Regions from separate parts of the Homo sapiens genome. Here region 2 is linked to region 1. The links are chromatin contacts, found by Hi-C or POLR2A ChIA-PET in ENCODE. All regions are on one chromosome and are shown on one strand. The core of a region is the stretch at or near the end of the contact, and the rest is flanking DNA. Distances in the headings are between cores, read along the strand shown. Region 1 has its middle 61 kb from the start of FBXO28. Region 2 has its middle 22 kb from the start of WDR26.

The links. Hi-C counts contacts between places; a loop is a spot of excess contacts on that map. ChIA-PET counts read pairs that join two places held with the same protein, here RNA polymerase II (POLR2A). Pooled maps may share reads with other maps.
Region 2: a loop to region 1 is called in a pooled map, with 2.4 times the contacts of the local background. The contact joins two enhancer-like sites. A Hi-C loop is called at or near these places in 2 of 50 pooled maps. POLR2A ChIA-PET finds 5 or more read pairs at or near these places in 3 of 52 experiments (A673, MCF 10A and activated T-cell).

Annotation. Positions count from the first base shown.
Region 1 is chr1:224,051,065-224,055,270 of GRCh38, reverse strand. No RefSeq gene overlaps it. Among named protein-coding and RNA genes, the nearest start is that of FBXO28, 61 kb to the left of the region's middle. Within about 2 kb of position 2,295, at least 2 of the 41 ENCODE cell types and tissues checked have a DNase peak (open chromatin) inside an H3K27ac peak, as active enhancers do.
Region 2 is chr1:224,455,130-224,459,335 of GRCh38, reverse strand. It overlaps a transcript of CNIH3 not described here. Among named protein-coding and RNA genes, the nearest start is that of WDR26, 22 kb to the right of the region's middle. Within about 2 kb of position 2,360, at least 32 of the 41 ENCODE cell types and tissues checked have a DNase peak (open chromatin) inside an H3K27ac peak, as active enhancers do.

The DNA.
Region 1 (4,206 bases), core at 1,046-3,545:
CAAGCGTGAGCCACCGCGCCTGGCTCATCCACTACTATTATTTGTGAACATAGAAGGGCAAACTCTCCATTGGACCAGATGGGTACAGGACCTCAGGATTAATTAGGAGAACCTATGAGGCAAATCAATGCCTTCTCTCTAATGAGGGAAAAAAGCTGGTAGACCCACGGTATGGTCTGGCTCTGTGTCCCCACCCAAATCTCATCTTGAATTGTAATCCAAATTGTAATCCCCACATGTTGGGGGAGTGACCTCTTGGAAGGTAATTAGATCATGGGGGTGGTTCCACCCCATGCCATTCTCATGATAATGAGTGAGTACCATGAGATCTGATGGTTTTATAAACGTCTGGCATTCCCCCTGCTGGCACTTCTTCTCTCTCCTGCTACCATGTGAAGAAGGACTTGTTTGTTTCCCCATTCACCATGATTGTAAGTTTCCCAAGGCCTCCTCAGCCATGTGGATCTGTGAGTCAACTAAATTTCTTTCCTTTGTAAACTACCCAGTCTCGTGTATTTCTTCATAGCAGTGTGAAAATGAACTCATACAGTCCATGTAACCAAATAACCGAATCCCTTTCCCAATGATCACTATTACTACTCAACTTAAAAATGCTACTGATAGGAGAGTTGCAGGTAAACTCTCACCTTTTCTTACATGAATAATCTATCAGAAAATAGAGGTGAAGGATCTGATTTTTGAATGTTCCATTTTTGTGTTTTCTCTTTTCTCTTTCTAGAAATAATCCCAAACTTACAGCAGTGTTATGAAAAAAATTTCCACATTGCTTTACCCCAATTCTTAACATTTTGCCACATTTGCCTATCACTCCCTATGTTATTACTCTCTACGTATTCACATTACTTTTTTCCTAAATGATTGGTGCCCTTCTATGTCAAAATACTTTAGCAGAAATCTCCTAAGAACGTTCTCCTGCATAACTACATGTATTAGTCTGTTCTCAGGCTGCTATGAAGAATTACCTAAGACTGGGTAATTTATGAAGAAAAGAGGTTTCATTGACTCACAGTTCTGCAGGCTGTACAGGAAACATGACTGGGAGGCTTCAGAAACTTACAATCAGGGAGGAAGGTGAAGGGGAAGCAAGTGTGTTTTACCATGGTGAGGCAGGAGAGAGAGAGAGTGAAGGGGAAAGTGCTATGCACTTTCAAACAACCAGATCTTGTGATTACTCTATCACGAGAACAGCAAGGGGGAAGTCTGTCCCCATGATCCAATCACCTCCCACCAGGCCCCTCCTCCGACATGCAGGGATTACAATTCGACATGAGATTTGGGTGGGGACACAGAGCCAAACCCTATCACCGTGGCTCAATTAGAAAATTCAGGAAATTTAACCTAGATATAATATTGTTATCTAATATACAGTCCCTGTTCAAATTTTACCACTTGTCTTAATAATCTCCTTGAGATGACTCTTTAGTCTCCTTTAATCTGGAACAACTCCTCAGCTTTGGTTTATTTTTCATGACCTTGCTGTTAGGTGTGTAGGCCTGTAGTTTTAGAGACTGTCTCTCCGTTTGGGTTTGTTTCATGTTTTCTCATGATGAGATTCAGGCTATACATGAGAACATGGTGACAATAGCCGGAAGTGGTGGTTCATCCTTCCTGGGGCTGTACATCAGGAAACTCATAACTGTCAGTTTGTCCTGCTGTTGATGATGTTAATTATTTTCTGACGTTTTGATCGTTGACAAGCAGTATAAGAACCAGGGAAACAAAGAATAACCAATGTGTTGGAATCCAGTTAAGTGGAAGGACTTCTTAGGCGAGTGCCATGCATTACCTGAATTTTTTTGGTGTCTCTGTTTCCAAGTTTCCTTTTGGACACACCTTCTCATTTTCAATTTGTTTGGGAAAAGTAAATAATGATAGTACTGTGGCAAGATGAATTTAAGGAAGAAGGCTTTGAAACATCTCCTGACTAAGCCCAGGCTGGAGAAGATGGACTGAAGGGCTGGTGAAACCCCATCTTTGAGTAGCAGGTGTTAAGGTGGATGGGGTCATGAAGGGCATACTCTGGTCCTGGGACTTACCAAAGCCACAGGTGGACCCAAAGATGGGGAGGAGGGGCCTGATCCCCCCCTTAATGCCTTCTTTCATTCACATCCTGCATTCTAATGTACAACTGGTGCTTGCCATCCTGTTTCACACTTCTGGCCTTTACACAGGCATGCTGGTCCAAATGGATGGGAAGAGGAGGGACTCATGTTTTTTGAGCTTCTGCTGTGATCCACTCACTTTCATGACAAATAGATGAGGAATGGTCAGCTGAGTAATCAGGAAGTAGACCTCAGCGGAAAAGGGAATCAAACAAAAGCCCAGGGAGTCAGGTGTCAGTGTCCAGAAGTTCCTTTTGAAAGAGACTTTCCTTATCTTTTAAAATGCTTTTTACTTATTATTATTATTATTATTATTATTATTTTAGAGACAGGGTATACCTCTGTTGCCCAGGCTGGAGTGCGGTGGCGTGATCATAGCTGACTGCAGCCTCGACCTCCTGGGCTTAAGTGATTCTTCCATCTCAGCCTCCCGAGCAGCTGGGATTCATGCGTTTTTAATGTCATATCAGGACTTGTCACTTGGTGGGAGGGAGGGGGGAGCTGTCTTTCAGGCAGAGAGACCTCGCTGAGGGTACTAATAATAATTCTATCAAAAATAGACCTGAAATTAAATGCTGCTATTTTAATTACTCAAACTATCTCAAAGGATATTCAAGAGTTGACTGAATGATGGGAATAGTGTTCAATAATGAATGAGTCACTAAAAAAAGATAGTGAAACAAAACACATATTTGTCTTTGTGAATCAAACAGTTATCATTGTTATTGTTTAATAACAAAATATGTATATTGCCATGTTTCTGGAGAAGAATTAGAGGATGTGCTGAAGCAAAGGGATGGTTTTGACTATTTAAATGCTAAATCTTGCTCATTCACATGCAATAGTAATGAATTCTGCATGTGGCATTTTCAGAGGAAAGAAGATAGAGATATAGCTTGAGTATCCTTTATCAGAAATGCTTAGGACCAGAAGTGTTTCAGATTTTGGACTTTTTCAGATTTTGGAATATTTGCATAATGAGATATCTTGGAGCTGGGACCCAAGTCTAAGCATGAAATTAATTTGTTTCATATACATCTTATATACATAGCCTGAAGGTAATTTTATACAGTATTTTATTATTTATTTACTTATTGAGACAGGGTCTTGCTCTGTTGCCCAGGCTGGAGTGCAGTTGTGCAATCTTGGCACCTTGCAACCTCTACCTCCCTGCAACCTCTACCTCCCTGCAACCTCCACTTCCCTTCAACCTCCACCTCCCAAGCTCAAGGGATCCTCCCACCTCAGCCTCCTGAGTAGCTACAGGCGCACACCACCACGCCCAGCTAATTTTTTTATTTTTTATTTTTATTTTTTGAGACAGAGTTTTGCTCGTCGCCCAGGCTGGAGTGCAATGGCGCAATCTCGGCTCACTGTAACCTCTTCCCGGGTTCAAGCGATTCTCCTGCCTTAGCCTCCCCAGTAGCTGGGATTACAGGCACCCGCCATCACGCCGGGCTAATTTTTGTATTTTTAGTAGAGACGGGGTTTCACCATGTTGGCCAGGCTGGTCTCAAACTCCTGACCTCAAGTGATCCACCCGCCTCGGCCCCCTAAAGTGCTGGGATTACAAGCGTGGGCCACTGTGCCCGGCCAGCCTGGCTAATTTTTTTGTATTTTTGGTAGAGATGGGGTTTTGCCATGTTGCCCAGGCTGATCTCGAACTCCTGAGCTCAAGTGACCCACTTGCCTCGGCCTCCCAAAGTGCTGGAATTATAGGCTTGAGCTACTATGCCTGGTCTGTTTTATGCAATATTTTAAATAATTCTGTGCATGAAACAAAGTTTTGGCTGTTTTGACTGTGATCTGTCACTTGAAGGCAGGTGTGGAATTTTCCACTTGTGGTATCAGGTCAGCTCTCAAAAAGTTTCAGATTTAGGAGAATTTTGAATTTTGGATTTTTGGATTAGGGATGTTCAACCTGTTTTATGCTGATTGAATGTGAGAGAAGGCATGACTGAGGACCCTGGCAAAAATGAAGAGGAAGTAACAGGATTTGCAGGAAATAGTTATAATCTGTTAAGATACTTCTGTGTGTATGTGAAGCTAACCAATACATTGTGGTCAGTCTAGGTCCTATTTA
Region 2 (4,206 bases), core at 1,111-3,610, 400 kb before region 1:
TCACTTTGTTAAAGACCCGGAATAAACAGTCAGGAACTGTTTTGGCAGCTCTGTGAAGTCATCAGGGTTTCGGCCTTCTGTTTCCTCCAGCATGTGACATCCATCCTCAAGGTCACATGATGTCTGCTGAAGACTTGATCTAAGCAGTAGAAGGAAGAAAGAGGGGAAGGCAAAGAGAGGGGCCCTGGATGTCCTAGAAGATAAAAGCCAGGCTACCAGAGAGGAAGTCAGGTGTTTGGCCATTTGGAGTCAAACAGATAATAGACACTGGAACCAATCCTGGGATGGCATTTAGGCACCTTGGAGGGTGTGCCCTAAGAGAGCTGATCACTGGAGCTGAACAGGGCCTCTGGGTACAAGGACCACATAACAGTATGGTGCTTAAATTTTCCCCTTTTCTTGAAAAGTTGCTGCAAAGCGCTCCCCTCCTAAGTTCTGGCCCCGTCTTTCCGGGACTGTATTAGAAGTGCAAGCAGGGCCTCTCCTAACTGTGGACCAAACAGGCACTGGGAGACCCCACTGACACTTTCCCTGAATACCTCGCATCTTCCTCTGAGCACTCAGCTACCCAGTGTGTCTGATACCCATGGTGATTTGGGTATGTGGGTGGATCCAAGCAAGACAAAAGTTTGCTGTTCCTGAACACACACTTGAAAAGTGGTAAGGTCTCAACAAATTCATAAAAGTGAGTTCAGTATGTTATCATTAGGGGGAGTAGTAGGAAAGTGGTAGGAGGTCTGTTCAACAGTGGAAGGTTGGAATCAGACAGTAACAGCCACAGAGAAGGTAGTCAAAGGGTGGTTGCTGTCATCAGACCAGGCTCTCCTGCCCACCAACCGCAGGCCACAATCCCAGCCCTTCTCTCTGATGTCAGGAGCTGGGGAGCATCTGCCTTGCCAAGCCTTGTGCGATCGGCTCCTGGCAGCCTCACACCTGGTAGGATGAGGGACGGGGAGTGAGCCAGAGCCCCTCTGCTAAGCATAACTTTGGTAAGTGGGCAGCCTGCCCCTGAAGAATCAATACTGACAGAGCACTGCTGCCTTCCCTGCTGACCACACAGGGACTACGGGACCTTTCTCGGCTTTGGCACCCTAGCCACACGATGCCCCAGAACCAGTTTCTACTCAGCTCTGGGCTCTCCCACCACTGTCAGTGAATGAGATCAGAGTGAATCCAGCCGTACGTCACTCCTTAATACATTCAAAAGCACAGAGGACGTCCCTGGATGCAAAATCAGGAGAGGGTAGGAGCCCTGGAAGGGAATATCCTGCCCAAGTGCAGTACTTCACTATAATTATTACAGTAATACACTATTTCTGTTTAAGACCATTTCAAAGGGCACTAACTGGCATAAAGTAAAATAAGTCTGCTTCCTCCCCACACCTAGCTGCACTCTCTAGGGACCACCATGTATAGCTTCTGGTATACCTTTCAGAAATTTTCTATCCTAGTGTATTCTGTTGAATGCATGTGCAAGGATTTTACTTATAGATCATTCAACTAACAATAATCACTAATTTATAAAATGCATATTATTGACACTGACATTGGAGGTGGAAAAACAACTAAAAATGATAAAAGTGAACGTTTAATTCTTCCAGAGTGCAGTTTTTGAAATGACCACCAGGTGTCAGAGTTATCAACAGTAATCCCCAAATTACGACTGGAAAGTTACAAGAACAGAAAAGTGCCTGGCTGGAAATGAGACCGCGAGATTCCTCCCTTAACAGGATTCCTTGGCCCTTTGGCCCAATATTTCGTCTACTTAGTGTTGCAGGGAGGGAGGAAGGGAAGCTACAGACAAAAAAAAAAAAAAAAAAAAAATCCCCAGACCACAGATTCCCATTCAGTTGGGTACCCTTTGATCTTTAGAGAAGCTCTGTGAAAGCACTGTTAAATTTTACATGGGAAATGTAAAGGCTAGGCAGAGTCAGTCCTCCTACAGCTGCAAGGCTACTTTTGGAAGCCAGAGCTATCTCCTTCCTTCAGTAGGGGCGGAGAACAGAAGAGGACACGGACACACACACACACACACACACACACACACACACACACACACAGAGAGAGAGAGGAGGGCTCAGCTACGGCCATCCTTGTTTTAAAAGGGAAAATCCAATTCTGTTTGTAGGAGCACCTCCTAGTTTACCACCACCATCTCTTACTCACTTCCCACTGACTCCTCACATGCACTTCCTCTACCAGGCCTGACCTGCCTGCTGTCCTGAGCTGCTGACCTAGAAACATTCGACCTCCATGCTTGAGAGCAGGGTGTGGACCGTCTCCCCTCGCCACATCCAGGCTGTCGTCCAGGGGCAGTTACACCACCCTTCCTCCAGGGCAGAGGCCTGAGCGGGGTGGCCTTGCTGCTCCCACGCCCTGGCACCACATGCCTAGCTCTTGTAGAGCCAACATACCATGGAGGGCTCCAGGCGACTCCCACACAAGCCTCTTCCTGTATCTTCTTGGATCACTGATACCTGCACTGGCAGACCAGGAGAGTGAAGCAGTTACGACAAGGCCTTGTGCAAGGAGGGCACGAGAATGGCACAAGTGGCTGCAGAGTGAGCTAATGTCTTCCCTGGGAGGGCACAGCTGAAGAGTGTCAAAAAGACAGGGGGAATCTTTGGCCGGGCACAGTGGCTCATGCCTGTAATCCCGGCACTTTCGGAGGCCGAGGTGGGAGGATCTCATGAGGCCAGGGGTTTGAGACCAGCCTGAGCAACACGGTACAATCCTATCTCTACAAAAAATACAAAAATTAGCTGGGTGTGGTGGCACGCACTTATTGTCCCAACTGCTTGGGAAGCTGAGGTGGGAGGATGGCTCGAGCCCGGGAGGTCCAGGCTACTGTGAGCCGTGACTGCACCACCGCACTCCAGCCCAGGCAACAAAGTGAGACCCTGTCTCCAAAAAACACTTAAAGAAAGAAAAGAAAGGGGAATCTTTACATGTCCCATTGGCACTTGTCTAGGCTGCTCCCTGGACCACATCTCATGTCTGAGCTATGGGGCTAGGGAAGGGATCAGACAGGATTCAGACCCCCTACACACTGGAGCTTTTTGTGGATGGAACGTTGCTATGCAGAACAATGCAGAGCTTGTGAAAAGAAGCAGGAGGTGGTGTGAGGAGAGGGGAGCAGGGAAGAAAAGAGTGCCCTCTTCATGGACCATATTATGCATGTTTCAATCCTACTTGAGATGTGACTTCCACGATTTCTGACAGATTAAGGTGACCTTTTTATGTGAGTTGAGTAACCACATCTGCTAAACTGGCACATCCCATATTCACCACATGAAGCAACAGTAATTACTTTAGTCACTATACACTTTAAATGCTATATATAGAGAATTTAAAATGATACACCTGTGGTGCCACAAATATAATGTCAGTTATTATTAAAACACTGGTAGTATTCATATTCAATATGACAATACACTATGTTTGATGTTTCAAACATAAGGTTCAAGCCAAATGCTTCATATAAAAATATCAAGGGGTAAAACAATGTTTATACCTGGACCACCATTCATTTACCATGACTGATATAGTAACTGTTGCTTTAATGTGGCCGACACAGGTTTGGCAACTGAGATTTTCCTCCATTATCTTATAACACATAAGGGGTACAGAACAGAAAGAACCTCTCATAATGCTATTCCTATTATATCCCCTTCCTGAGTAGGGTCAGACTAAGCCTTGGGCAGGGACCACCCAGCATCACCCTCATCTACACTGGGTGTGTCTACCTCAAGGAAGGGTTAATAATGGGCCTCCCCTCTGGGCACTGAACTCACTGTTTGGTGACATTTGGATAATCCTGGGTCTACTAGATTCCTGGTAAGTCAAAGAACATTCCAAACCTCTCCAAAGTCTTCCTATCAGTCACAAGTTCTACTTCATTAGGCCATTCAGATGGTAAGGGTTTCACAAGGCCAAGACAGACTTCACTGGTCTATGTGTATCCTGAGGATGGGGTGGTGAGAGGAGGAGGAGGGTGGATTCAGGCCCCCACCTCACTCATTCAAATACAGATGGTCCCTGACCTATGATGGTTCAGCTTACAATTTTTCAACTTTATGATGGTGTGAAAGCAATACACATTCAGTAGAAACCATACTTTGAGTACCCATACAACCATTCTGTTTTTTTACTTTCTGTACAGTATTCAATTACATAATATTCGACATTATTATATAATAGGCTTTG